Regions from separate parts of the Homo sapiens genome. Here regions 2 and 3 are each linked to region 1. A link is a contact called in ENCODE Hi-C or POLR2A ChIA-PET data. All regions are on one chromosome and are shown on one strand. Each heading gives the region's core, a stretch centred on a gene start or an enhancer-like site at or near the end of the contact. The rest is flanking DNA. Distances are from core to core; before and after follow the strand shown. Region 1 holds the start of NHSL2 (NHS like 2). Region 2 holds the start of PIN4 (peptidylprolyl cis/trans isomerase, NIMA-interacting 4). Region 3 holds the start of ERCC6L (ERCC excision repair 6 like, spindle assembly checkpoint helicase).

Region 1 (4,450 bases), core at 1,849-4,348:
TGAAGATGGTGGGGGCATGACCCATGATTGTGATTGTGTAGAGAAGCACCTTCAACTTCTTCAGCATCCACTTTCTCCTCCTCTATCTCGCTCCTCCTCTCTCTGTCCTCCCCTGCTGCTTCTCAGGGCCCCAGCCCAGCCTGCAGGCTATAGGCCAGTCTGACTTGCCACTACTCAGTCAGTGGCAGCCAAGTTGTCACTGCAGGGAGGCTATATACTGCTGGCCTGTCAGCTGTCATTCACTCTGGCCATGTTGCTTTCCAACCTTCCTCCCACCTTCCCAGGTTTCTCCTGCCCCATGGTCAAAATAAATAGCTAGAGGAAGAATCTGAGGGCAATCCAGACAGATGGAGGATATGCAGGGTAAAATGCTGACCCCCAGCAAAATGGTCAGTAAGGGAGTGGGAATCCTAGGAGGAAAACGCATAGGGAAGAAAAAAGGGCAAGACATGACAATGTTCATTTATTTACTTACTTACGGTCAAAATCTAATATTCGGCTTGCTAAACACCCTGTTGAAGCTTATGCCTGAGCGACAAGGGAGTGGCCAGATGGTGCACTGATTACGCTCCCCAACTCTCTTTGCATTTGGCACTTATGTTCAGACCATTGCTGAGAAGGCCTAATTTCAGTGCTACCCAATTACAGCTCCTGAAGAGAAAAGTGTGCACTGAGAACTTCAAGGGGAGTCTAGGGTAGGGCATTAGACCAGAAAATGGAAAATCAGACCTTTTCACCAACTTACAGAAGGTAGCTGTGTTCCATTTATGCAGCAGTCCCTTGGGTGCCTCTGAGCCGTGGGACATGTACATTCTCAAAAGCAAGAGGCCACACCAGGGATGAGAGATGGCCACTCTTCCTGCTCTTGAAAACTGCCAAGAAGCCAAACCAGTGGTAATTTAACTTAACAATTGTTCCTCTCCATTGCAAGCTATCCATTGCATAAAGCCATCTCCTTCTAACCTGGCAGATCACCGGAGAGGGTTAGGTCCCAAAGGTGACTTGGTGAAGCCCTGCCTTCCCTCCCACAGAAAGGGCTTGCTAATTCAGTGGACAGGAAGGTAGAGTTGAAAAAACTGTCCTTAACTTACCCTACTGAACTCAGTAGGTGGCTCTCTGCAAACTGTGTAGGGATTTTGAAAACTACTCCTCAAGCTGACTTATCAAATTTCTCCTAGACTAATCCTGTAATCAGTGGGACCCCAGCAAAAAACTGAGCCCCTGCCATGCAGAGGCTCCTGGTCCAACGTCTACATTCCATCTGGCAGTCATCTGTGGCTTCCACCTTTCTTTTCCAATAGGACTCAGTTCATTTATCTCCACCAGAGACCTCTGCCATCTACCTCAGAGGTCAGAGACCTTTATGAAGAGAGGTGCCAGGGCCTGACTCCAGTCCTTCTGGAAGGGGTGGGGATGGGGTGGGGTCTGCAATGAAGAGGGGCTGGCCCAGGCAATTCTTTCCCAAGTTAGCTGGAAGCTTGCACTCAGAAATCAGCCAGCAGTCATCTTCTGCCCCCATTGGAAACTTTCTGGCCACACTGCTCCTTCTCTCCCCAGCTTTCTGGAGGAACCGATTGGCCCTGGTACCTGGCATGCCCCAGCTGTAGTCAGCATTTCCAGCCTACTCAGTCCCCTTGCTTTCAGCAGAAGTCCCACACTCTCAGGGGCACTGCATTTCCACAGACAGAGGATTCCCCGTGTAAAGTGCTGGGATCCAAAACAGTAAAGGACAAGGGCTCGCGTAGCCCCCCTACCCTCTCACACGTCCCGCGTGCTCAGTGAGGGCACCACTGGAACCTGGTTTCTCAGGCATGGCTGATTCCTAAAGTGAATGCGCTTCAGGAAACTGATGATAGTTTCTTTAAATGATTCTCTCCAGCAAATAACAGCCAGACCCTAGCGGTAGTGGGTAGGGGGTCAGCAAAGCCCCGGACATTCTCCCCTCCCCCCTCCCGGCCACTCCCCAGCACAGCGGCCCAAAACGTGCGGAGAGAAGCAAGCGGGAGGACGCTCAGACACTCCTGTGAGTGGGAGCCGCGTCCACGCTCCAGCGGGAAGTTGCACAGGTTTAAAGCCTGTAGGCACCACCGCCGGCTCCTGCCGCCGCGTAGGTTGCGGTCGGCTGCGGCGCGCTTTCTGAAGTGGCCGAGCTCCTAGACAGGAGCAAAGAAGCCAGCGGCTCGGCCATTTAGCTCCCGACGCGGCGATGAGGACGGCGCCGAGGGCCTGGGGCTAGGTGGGCGGGTAGGGGGAGTATCGCCCAAGCCGTCCTGGACCCAGCGCGTCCCCAGCCAAAACCCCAGGAGGCGGCCACCAACCCCAGGGTCGGGAGTCCCAAGGGCACGGGGCCACTCCGGACGGCGCGACCGGGTCCAAGAGCAGGAAGTTCCAGCGGTAGGGCGACCGTGGGGCGGAGGCGGGGGTCGGGGAAATGGGATCCCCTCACTCCCCGAATGGAGGGGAGGGGAGGGGCGGAGAGAGGCGGGGAGAGGGTGGGCACAGCGCTAAGCGCCGACCGGCGCCCCTAGAGGCGGGGTAGACGCGGGGCCGCGAGCCACCGGGGCGCCGTTTTTACCTAGCTCTTCCTCGTCCTCCTCCGGGCCAAGCAGGCGGCAGGGAAGGCGGCGGCGGAGGCGCACGGTGCGCCGGTACAGGCTGTCTGTGCGGCGCCCCAGGGCCAGCAGGTGCCCCTCGAGGTCCTCGAGCAGAGCCAACGAGTGGCCACAGAGGTCGGCGAGCTGCCGGAGCAGGCTGAGCGCTGCCAGGTGGCTCACGTCGCGGAGCTCCGCCAGCTGCTGCGGCGGGTTGCGCGGGCACAGGCGCTGGGGTACCACCGTGCGCCTGTAGAACGGCATCCCGGCCGCGGGCGCGGGCGCAGGGGACCAGTCTGGCGGCGCGGCGGGCTCACCCCGAGCAGCGCCCCTGGCCCGAGCGCCCCTGAGCGGCGGCCCCAGCTCCGGGTGTAGCAGGCCCCTGGGCGCGGGCCGGAGAGCGTGCGGGCGCCAAAGACGACGGGCGGGTAGGCGGGCTGACGGGTTCCTCGCCTAGAGCGCCGGCTCCCCCGGGGCTGCACACTCGCCGGAGCCACCAGTCCCTCTGACTCTGCTTCGCCGGGCTCCTCCTCCTCCTCCCCCCTCCTCCTCCTCTCTTTTCTCCTCCTCCTCCTCCTAGCTCTGCTACTTCGGGATCCCCCCACCCACCTTTTTTTTTTTTCTTCTTTTGCGGTCAGAGATTCGCAGATTAACGCTTGATCCGGGAGAGGGAGAAAGGGAAGTAGGAGTAAAAAGAGCGAGCTGGAGCGTGAAAGAAGGAATGTCTGCGTGAGGGGGGACGTAAGGTACGGTGTAGAATGTGTGCCCCGGTCCTCCTGAGGAGCTCCACTCCCAGTTCTGATGGTTAAAGTTATTTTTTGCTTTTTTTTTTAACTTAAACTTTTTCTTCATAATTACAAAAAAAAAAAAAAAAATTCAAGCACACCCGCGCCCACACCAGCGGGTAATCAGCGAAGACCGACCGAATAGTTTGACTTTATTGATCTAGATTTCCTTTCCCAAACGTACTCGGTGCCACGCACGGGCTAGACTAGGCTGTGAATACAACCTTCTAGCACCCAGGAGCTTGGAAATAAGGACCAAAAAACCAAATATCTTATTCGACTGTTCAAGAAGACAATGTCTCTAGGGAGTCCCACAGTGGCTGGACATTGTAAAGCCATTGGAGTGGATGAATAGAAACAAACCCATTTTCTGGAACAATAGACTTAATTCAGATAGAGGGACGCCACTCCATAGTTTATGCAAAAAGAGAGCCCAGGGACGCCTCCTTCTGGTAGGGTCCGCCAGCTGGGATAGGCTCTATCCCTGGCCAGGCTGGGCTGCTGGGATGCTCTCCGAAGAGGGTTACAGGAGCCGAGATGTGCTTTCAGTGCGGGCAACCCTGTGGTCACGGCCTGATTTCTCTCCATTCCAGAAGGCAGAAAAGAGGGGGCACATTATTGTCCTCAGAAAACCAGAGTACGTGAGCATATGTCCTCATGCACTTAGGACCTTTCCACTCAGAACGCTTATTTTCAACACACTGAGCTCCCATCTGACTCTCCTCTAACCCACTTCTTTGACTTTGGTGTACTTCGGTTTCTTCCTTCTCTTCATTCTCTTCTCATTTTTCCTCTTACAAATGTTCACATCCTTATAATCCTTTATAATCCATTAGCAAAACACTTTTTTTTTTAAGAGACAAGATCTACCACTGTCACCCTGGCTGGAGTGCAGTGGTGTGGTCACAGCTCACTGCAGCCTTGAATTCACTCTGGGCTCAGGGGATCCTCCGGTCTCAGCCTCCTGAGTAGCTAGGGCTATAGGCACGTGCCACCACTCCTGCTAATTTAGTTTTTATTTTTTGAAGAGACGGAATCTCCCTATGTTGCCCAGGCTGGCCTTAAACTCCTTGG
Region 2 (4,454 bases), core at 1,816-4,315, 270 kb before region 1:
GTCTTAGTATCTCCAAGCCTAGCACAATGCCTGGCACACAAAAGGTGTTTTAATAAATGTTTGATTAAACTGAAAACCCCAAATACTGACTACCAAAACCCTAAAAAAATGTTACTGCCAAAGGAGTGTTATTAAATCAAACTCCTAACTGGGTTTGCTATAGATCCATTCTTGAATGATGATGCCTTCCAGTTATCCCATCCTCTTCCCTGCTGGATGCTGTCATCTTCTGACTGCCACCTCACTGCCTTTGATTTCCTGACGACTCTGGCATCAGCTTTGGGCTTCCTCTCCACCCTCACTCCTGCCATTACCTTGAGTGACCTCACCATCTATCTTGGGGAATCTCAGTTCTAGGTCTCTTTCCCGAATGTCATGCTCTCTACTCCAAGCTACCTGCCCCGGGGGCACACGATGGAACTGTGCCACTCAGAACTAGTTCAGTCTCTGGCTATAACCTCCTGTTCTTCCAGCTTCCTCATGTCTCATTCCCACAATACTTGCTCTTTAACTTCACAGAACCTCTCCCTTGACCCCAGTCCCTTCGTCCTGCTACATTCACCTAGGCCACCAGACTTCTTTTTCCCTTCCCACTCTGGACCCCATGTTCCTTCATCTGAACTGCATTCCCACTGGCCCTTGTAATTCCCTGGTGTTGCTATCCTCCTATCATAACTGCCTAACAAAACCTCAACCATGGCTTAAGGCTGCACCTAGCTCTTTTCAATCCTATATTGTGCCAATTGCATAGTACTAGGTAAATCAGACTGTGAAGATTATGTAGTCTACAAATTCATGGCCTTTGATCTTAGTCAGGCTCCTAGCCCTGAAGGCACTTCTTTTGTGTTTCATTCCCTCTTCCATTACGATATTCCAGACCTTTACCACTCTCCTCAAGATGCCTACTGAGTCCCTGCCCCTCCATCTCCTTTCCTATGACCTCAAGCATAAGGTGTCCCTGCTCCCCCTAGGTCCTGGATTCCATTTTCTCCTAAATCTCACTCTTCTGTACCTTTACCTCTTTTACTTTACTGGATCCTTCAGCTTCACTCCCAAGTTTTCCCCATTCCAAAGAAGCAAAGAAAATAAAACTTTCTCTTAATCCTCTGTCCTTCTCTATCTACCATCCCATTTCCATGCTTTTCAATTAAAACTTTCCAAGAAGTCCAAATTACCACTTCCCAGTCAGTTCTCTAGTCACGGTAATCTGGCTTCTGTTTCACTGAAACCACTTTTACCCAAGGCCACCTCTAATTTCCAAATCTGCTGTTCTTGATAGACTATACCCTCTCTCTTTAAAACATTCTGGTCTCTCCAGCCTCTGGCCACCATTCTGCACTCCCTCTATCTGTCTGCCTCTTTCTCTGCCTGTCCTAGGATCACATCCTCTGCTCTCTGCTCTTTTCATTCTATAAACTCTCCATGGATAATTGCATACACTCTAATGGGCTCAACTACCATCTATAAGTTAGCGACTCCTAAAACTTACATGTACAGTCTAGACCTCTCCCTCAAACTTTAGACTCAAATATCCAACCACTTCCTGACTACATCTCCACTGAGATGTCCCACAGACACCTCAAAGCCAATCTATCTGAAAGTGAATTCATCAATCTCATCCCCGCTCCTCATGTATCCTTGATGTTACCCTGCAGGACCAGCAACAGGTTAGAAATCCAATCCAGAAAACAGAATGATCGTTGATCCTCCCTCACCACCCCTCCCCAACCCAATAAATCACCAAGTCTTGACTATTTCACATCCTAATATTTACAGAATCTTTTCTCTTTTCTCAGTTCCCACAGCCACTCCCTTAGGTCAGTCCACCATCATCTCTCACCAAGACTACCACAACAATCTCCTTACAGGTCTTTCTGATCCTTAACTGTCCTTCTTAGCAGAATATATAGCACTCTCCATGATCTCGTCTTTGTTTCTGTTTTCATTCTCACCACTTGCCATTCTGCCTTGAGTTTTTGCTCCAGCAACACTACGCTGCACACATCATGCTGTTTCTCACCTCAGTGCTTTTGCTGCTGGACCCCAAGTAAGGAATGCTTTAACCTACCCTCAATGCACATCTTGACCTGCCTAATTCATCTCCAGGAAGTCTTCCGTTCCCTGTTCCCCAGCTAAATGAAGGACTTCCCTCAATTTCTATTATATCCCATACACATCCCTCAACACTACATTTAGTACAGTGCTTTATGATCACTAAGCCTTTATCTTCCTCACTACTTCGGGAGCTCCTTAAGGCCAAAATCTCTTTTTTTTTTTTGAGACAGAGGCTCGCTCTGTCGCCCAGGCTGGAGTGCAGTGGCGCGATCTCGGTTCATTGCAACCTCTGCCTCCCGAGTTCAAGCGATTCTCCTGCCTCAGCCTCCCGAGTAGCTGGGATTACGGGCGCGCACCACCACCACGCCTGGCGAATTTTTGTATTTTTAGTAGAGACGGGGTTTCGCCATGTTGGCCAAGCTGGTCTCGAACTCCTGACCTCGTGATCCATCCTCCCTCGGCCTCCCAAAGTGCTGGGATTATAGGCGTGAGCCACCGCGCCCAGCCTTCTGTCTTATTTGTGTATCCTCAGCGCTTAGCACTCTGCCTGACACATTTCTGTTCAATGGATGAATGATTCCTTCCCCGATGGTGGGCATGTCATTCTGTAAGCATTAAAGTGAACTTTAAGGACCATAACCAATGTGTACTTCCTATTGCTGGCTTTTGATAAGACCCAATTTTAGAGCTCTAATAACCCCTTGAAATAGCAGCCCTAAGTCATCGCCTCCGAGGAACTATCCCCATCAGATTCCATTACCCACTAGGACGGTCCCTGAACCGTAGCCCAATGTATTCCTACAGATGTAATCGATGGCAGCACTGTGGGGCCACTGGCTACCTGCTGCGTCCGTCCCGGACTCCGGAGATGGACTGTCTGTTCCCTCCCTTCGCTCCTCACCCGCCCCCATTCTCCTTGATCGCTCTGGCCGCTCTACCTTTCCCCGCTTTTCCAGAACCACTTTTTCCTTTGGGCGGCATCTTGGAAGCTTGTTGTTGAACGCTGAACCGCTCCAGTTGCCGTACAAGCCCCTTTAGAAGCCCCGCCATGGGCATGTCCTAAACAAATGCCTGAAAGCCGCATCTCAATTGACCGTTCTTATTGCGGCTCCGGAAGCAGGCACAGCTTGGGGCAGACCCCGTCCTTTGGCTCTTGGACCAATGGGGCTGAAGATGTCTGACCAATAAGACGCTTGGGCCGAAACAAAGGCAGAGGGGCGGAGACAAAGGCCGGATTAGGGCGGGAAGCCTGGCCTCTGCGCTTTTTGTGACTTCTTTCACGCACCCTAATTTGCACCAGATCCCCCACTCCCCACACTCTACGCCCGAAGCTCCCCCGTTCCCCTCAACCTGGCTTTTTTCACGCGTGCGCAGTAGGAGCCACGGGGGTGGGTGGCTCTGCAGTCCCTCGGCGCCAGCTCTGGCCAATCCCGCGGGGCCGCCAGACAAAGGGAAGCAGGAGTACTGTGGTGGCGGCCAACTTCCGCTGTCTCCTCCTACACACAGGGCTGCCCTCCCTGGCAGTTTTTCGTTTGTTAATTTTATTCTGCAGTTGTAGCTAATTAGGTTCAAAAGGTAGTTTTTAAAAAAGCCTGTCACCTTTTTGCGTCTTGCAGAGCTCAGTCATGGAGAAACATTGGAAGCAGTCTGAGTGCTCCTCAGTCGGGTACTGCTTAAATAATGTTTTAGCCACACAAGAAGATATTATACAACATTCAAAATAACGATTGTAAGGCTGTGTGTACAGATAGGGGAAATGTTTTTAAGACCAAGATAAAGAATATGATTCCTTGTAAAAGAAGTATATGTAATGTATTGTATGTTATATGAATATAAAGGAGAGGAAAGCTATAGAGCAAGATGTGGCCAGTGGTGCTAGTGCATACAGGTCATCGTGTTTGTTTCTGTGTATTTTCCAAAATTTCCATAATGGTGCAGCATAGTGTAGTAAAAGCATGGATTCTGGAGCCAGATTGCCCAGTTTCAAATCCCTGCTCCACATCTGTCTACTAGCTCCATGACCTTGAGGAAGTTACTTCACCTCTCTTTGGCTCAGTTTCATCATCTGTGAAATGGAGTTGATGATAATAGTACCTACTATTATCCTATCAGGTGTTAAGAGAATTAAACAAGTTCATATCTGTAAAGCACATAAAATGATGGCTTGCTCATATTAATAATGTTTGCCTAAGATAAATGATTTTTGAATTTGTGCCCACACACTTTTTCTCCCCTTACAATCCCTCCCACCATCAATAATTTGTATATGATATGTCAGGGCGTTTCCTCCAGTCCATGAGAGAGCTGTCCTAGCTTGCCACTACCAGCCAGAATATAGAGGTCTTCCAGCTCAGAGTTTAGTTTTTGGATGCAGCCTTGCTGGACCTGGAGATGCTTCA
Region 3 (4,568 bases), core at 1,021-3,520, 330 kb before region 1:
TCATGAAGTAGGATCCCTCATGACATTACTTGCTAAAAGGCCCCGCCTCTCAATGCCACCATGGTGGGGATTAAGTTTCAACACAAGAATTTTGAAGGACATTCAGACCATAGCACAGCCCAATCCAAGCTTGCCTCCAGGAAAAGATGTGATTCAAACACTTTAGCAGAGTAAACAAGTTCCTTCATAACCTGGCCTTCAACTGCCTCATCAACCTCATTTCCCGCCACTGCCCTCTTCTTTCCAGTGTGACACAGCGAAACGGCACAGATTTGTGTCCATATGGACCTAGTATTGAATTCTGGCTCTGCTGCTTCCTAGCTCAGGAAGCTTAGATGAAGTCAATTTATCTCTCTGAGCCTGTTTCCACATCTGAAAAATGTGGATAATAGTATACTAAAAGGCCTCTTAATAAAGGCCTTAAAGTCATACAAACCAGGAAAATAGCCCATGTTCTCCAAGATCCCCCACCTCCCCCCAACCCTTTTCTTTTTTTTGAGATGGAGTCTTGCTCTGTCGCCCAGGCTGGAGTGCAATGGCACGATCTCAGCTCACTGCAACGTCTGCCTCCTGGGTTCAAGCGATTCTTCCACCCCAGCCTCCCGAGAAGCTGGGATTACAGGCACCCGCCACCATGCCCAGCTAATTTTTGTAGAGACGGGGGTTTCACCATTTGGCCAGGCTGGTCTTGAACTCCTGACCTCAGGTGATCCGCCCGCCTCGGCCTCCCAAAGTGCTGGGATTACAGGTTCAGTGAGCCACTGAACCCGGCCTCCAACATTCCTTTTAACTCATAACGGTCTATAAATTTTATGAAAAGCTTAAAATTCTCTGGACATATGATGTATGACTGGGCCAATAGGTGAGTTTTCCAATACTGAATGCTAAATTAGTGTCTTGAGGAGTCATGTCTGTGTTCTTAACAGTATATGAACAAGGACAATTTTTGTTGGCCCACAACCTCCTATTTAGTGTCACCCAAGCAAGCCACTTAAACTCAATCACATTTCCTTAAGCTCTAGGCTCTGCCTTCTTTTTAGGCTCTGCATTTGAAAATGACTGTATCTTAGTTGGTGCTTCTGAAGAAATGATGACCACAGCACTACTTCTTTTTTTTTAAATTATTTTTGTCTTCCTTTTATTATACCAAGTATGTGAACCTAGTTACTTATTTCTTAAATAAGAACTTTAATTTTTTTTTTTTTTTTGAGATGGAGTCTTTCTCTGTCACCCAGGCTGGAGTGCAGTGGCATGATCTTGGCTCACTGCAGCCTCCACCTCCAGGGTTTGAGATTCTTGAAGACCCTTCTCTCTTTCTCTCTCTCTTTTTAAGAAAATAAATACAGCATAACGCCCTGTGGAGAAGAAAAAAATTTTTTTTAAAGAGACGGGAGTCTCACCATGTTGCCCAGGCTGGTCTCGAACTCCTAAGTGCAAGTGATCCTCCCACCTTAGCCTCCCAAAAGGCTAGGATAACAGGCGTGAGGCACTGCACCCAGCCTTTTTTTTTTTTTTTTTTTTTTTTGAGATGGAGTCTCGCTTTGCCACCCAGGCTGGAGTGCAGTGGTGCAATCCCGGCTCACTGCAACCTCCACCTCCTGGGTCCAAGCGATTCTCGTGCCTCAGCCACCCGAGTAGCTGGGACTGCGGGCGCCCGCCACCACGCCCGGCTAATTTTTTGTATTTTTAGTAGAGACGGGGTGTCACCATTTTAGCCAGGTTGGTCTCGAACTCCTGACCTCACGTGATCCGCCCGCCCCGGTCTCCCAAAGTGCTGGGATTACAGGCGTGAACCACCGCGTCTGGTCGCTTCTTCAATGTTAGTTTAAATCACAGGGACTATGCCTCCCAGGGTGTTTGAATTCAAAGCACGGTCAGTGCCAGGTACTGGCGATCAAGGAAGGGAAGATATCTGTGGATGCGGGGCAGGGTATGGTTGGGGGACGCAGGCGTTGGAGATCTCCAGGGGTCGCCGCAATGACTGGGATCATATCGGGCAGTCTCCTCCACTCACAATGATGGCACACGCACGCGCGAACGAATTGGCTGCAGCATGGTTTGAATTGGATTGAAACGCGAGGGATCACAGACTGAGGCAGCACACTCCGTGTCTCGAAGGCAGAGATCACCTTCTGCTTCCCGGCGCGCGTAGGCGCAGGCGCCCACCGTCATGGGCGGGGCTCAGGCGGAGGCGTCGCAGCGCGTGGTCGCGGATTGGCCGGCCGCGAGGCCGTCGGTTGGCTGTGTCCCTCTCCACGGCGCACAGAGCATGCGCGGGGCGGGAGTGAGCGAAATTCAAGCTCCAAACTCTAAGCTCCAAGCTCCAAGCTCCAAGCTCCAAGCTCCAAACTCCCGCCGGGGTAACTGGAACCCAATCCGAGGGTCATGGAGGCATCCCGAAGGTTTCCGGAAGCCGAGGCCTTGAGCCCAGAGCAGGCTGCTCATTACCTAAGGTATGTCTGGACCGCTGGGCGGGTCTAGCTAACCGACCTGGCCCAGGGTGGAGGTGGGGTGGCCCCCGGATCCTCCTGGGGACCCGAACTGTTGAGGCGGAGCCTTTTGAGACGCGCGCTCGCGCTCTTCTCGCAGTAGGGTGTGGGAGTCAGCTCTGGATGTTTGACCAGATTTCTAAAACCTGAGGAGACCCCGATGCCTCTTCTTTTGGGCAAATGACCCTCCAGTATGGTCTCCTTAAAAGCCAGAGGAGCCTTAATTAATCAAGCCCTTCTTGATTCTTTTCAGCTTATCAAGCCCTAAGTCTAGGGGATACAGAGATGAGTAAAACAAGGTCCCCGCCCCCAAATTGTTTGTAATCTAGTAGTGGAAACGGATCTGTAAAGCAATAATTACTAGGTTTGATAAGTGCTGTAAGAGGTATAATGTACGTGCAGGGCACAGTGTTGGCATAAAAGAGGGAATGGCCAACTACAAGGGTGGTCAGCTAAGGGATGGCGTGGCAAGAGGAGACATTTGAGCTAGGCGTTGAAAAATGAGTAAACATTCACCAGTTGGCTAAGGGTGGGGGGCGTGGTAATGTTGGGATGAGAATTTAAATTTTTTCTTAAATTGTGGTAAAGTACACATAACATAAATTTTATCTTTTTGTGCAGAAACTGGGTTTTATGAAAAATAAAGTTTATCATCCTAACCATTTTTAAATGTACAGTTCAGTAGTGTTGACTACATTCATATTGTTGTGCAGCCGTCCGTCATCTCCAGAACTTTTCTCATGTGGCAAAACTGAAACTACTCCCATTAAACAAACTCCCCATTTCCCCCTCCCTTCAGCCCCTAGCAACCATTATTCTGTCTCTGTGAATTTTACTGCTTTAATTTTTTTTGAGACAGGGTCTTGCTGTGTCGCCCAGACTGGAATTCAGTGGCCTGATCATAGTTCACTGCAGCCTCGAACTCCTGGGCTCAAGCAGTCCTCCTGCCCCAGCCTCCCTAGTAGCTGGGACTTAAGGTGGGTGCCACCATGTCCAGCCAATTTATTATTTTACTATTGTTGTTTTATATATATTTTTAGAGACAGGGTCTGGCTCTGTCACCCAGGCTGGAGTGCAGTGGCGCGATCTCTAACTCAGCTCACTGCAACTTCCATCCCCCGGGGCTCATGCGATCCTCCCACCTGTTTCCGGAGTAGCTGGGACCACAGGCGCACACCACCACACCCAGCTATTTTTTTTTTTTCTTTTTTTGATACAGTCTCGCTCTGTCACCCAGGCTGGAGTGCAGTGGCGCGGTCTGGGCTCACAGCAAGCTCCGCCTTCCGGGTTCACGCCATTCTCCTGCCTCAGCCTCCCGAGTAGCTGGGACTACAGGCGCCCGCTAACACACCCGGCTAATTTTTTGTATTTTTGGTAGAGACGGGGTTTCACCGTGTTAGCCGGGATGGTCTCAATCTCCTGACCTCGTGATCCGCCCGCCTCGGCCTCCCAAAGTATTTTTTTTGTGTTTTTAGTAGAGACAGGGTCTCGCCATGTTGCCCAGGCTGGTCTCAAACTCCTGAGTTCAAGCAATCCTCCTGCCTCGGCCTCCCAAAGTGTTGAGATTACAGACGTGGGCCACCATGCCAGGCCTTTCATTTAGATTTTTCCAATTGTTTGCCATTATACTTTTGTTGTAATAGGCAGCCTTTGTGTGAATTTTTGTGCACTTCGTAACTGAGTGTACACTTTGGAATTCCGATTGCTGGGTCTTAGGGAATGTGTATTTAAAATTGCCATTCAAGAAAACCATGCCAGATTTTAATAAAGTCAATAGTGTGAGTAAGCATTTATTTATATTCTCTCAGGCTGGTGTGTGATGAGCTATATGAGTCAATTCAAAAGTTAAGATACATAGTTTTACTTTTGAAGCTAAGACTTGTAGTATTTTCTTCTACAGATACACTTACATGAGTGAGCAAAGATGTGTGTGCGTGTGTATACAGTAAGTCCTCACTTAACATTGTCCATAGGTTCTTGGAAACTGACTTTAAGTGAAATGACGTAGCAAAACCAATTTTTTTCTCATCAGTGTTGCAGCAAAATGATATTGAATGAACCAGTGTCATTCAAGGGCCT

The links. A loop is a pair of places that touch in the nucleus more often than their neighbours do. ChIA-PET counts read pairs that join two places held with the same protein, here RNA polymerase II (POLR2A). Pooled maps may share reads with other maps.
Region 2: a pooled map shows a loop between it and region 1 (3-fold over the local background). The contact joins the promoter of PIN4 here to the promoter of NHSL2 in region 1. A Hi-C loop is called at or near these places in 1 of 50 pooled maps. POLR2A ChIA-PET finds 5 or more read pairs at or near these places in 4 of 52 experiments (A673, HEK293, SK-N-SH and 1 more).
Region 3: POLR2A ChIA-PET joins it to region 1 with 10 read pairs in WTC11. The contact joins the promoter of ERCC6L here to the promoter of NHSL2 in region 1. POLR2A ChIA-PET finds 5 or more read pairs at or near these places in 5 of 52 experiments (HEK293, WTC11 and activated T-cell).

What each region holds. Positions count from the first base shown.
Region 1 is chrX:71,909,493-71,913,942 of GRCh38, reverse strand. It overlaps NHSL2 (NHS like 2), which reads right to left and starts at 3,098. Exons shown (of 8, transcript NM_001013627.3): 1 at 2,576-3,098. The coding sequence starts at 2,855.
Region 2 is chrX:72,180,368-72,184,821 of GRCh38, reverse strand. It overlaps PIN4 (peptidylprolyl cis/trans isomerase, NIMA-interacting 4), which reads right to left and starts at 3,065. Exons shown (of 4, transcript NM_006223.4): 1 at 2,994-3,065. The coding sequence starts at 3,036. RefSeq lists an enhancer at 2,806-3,025.
Region 3 is chrX:72,236,729-72,241,296 of GRCh38, reverse strand. ERCC6L (ERCC excision repair 6 like, spindle assembly checkpoint helicase) reads left to right here and starts at 2,270. Exons shown (of 2, transcript NM_017669.4): 1 at 2,270-2,453. The coding sequence starts at 2,386. It also overlaps a transcript of PIN4 not described here. RefSeq lists an enhancer at 2,339-2,488.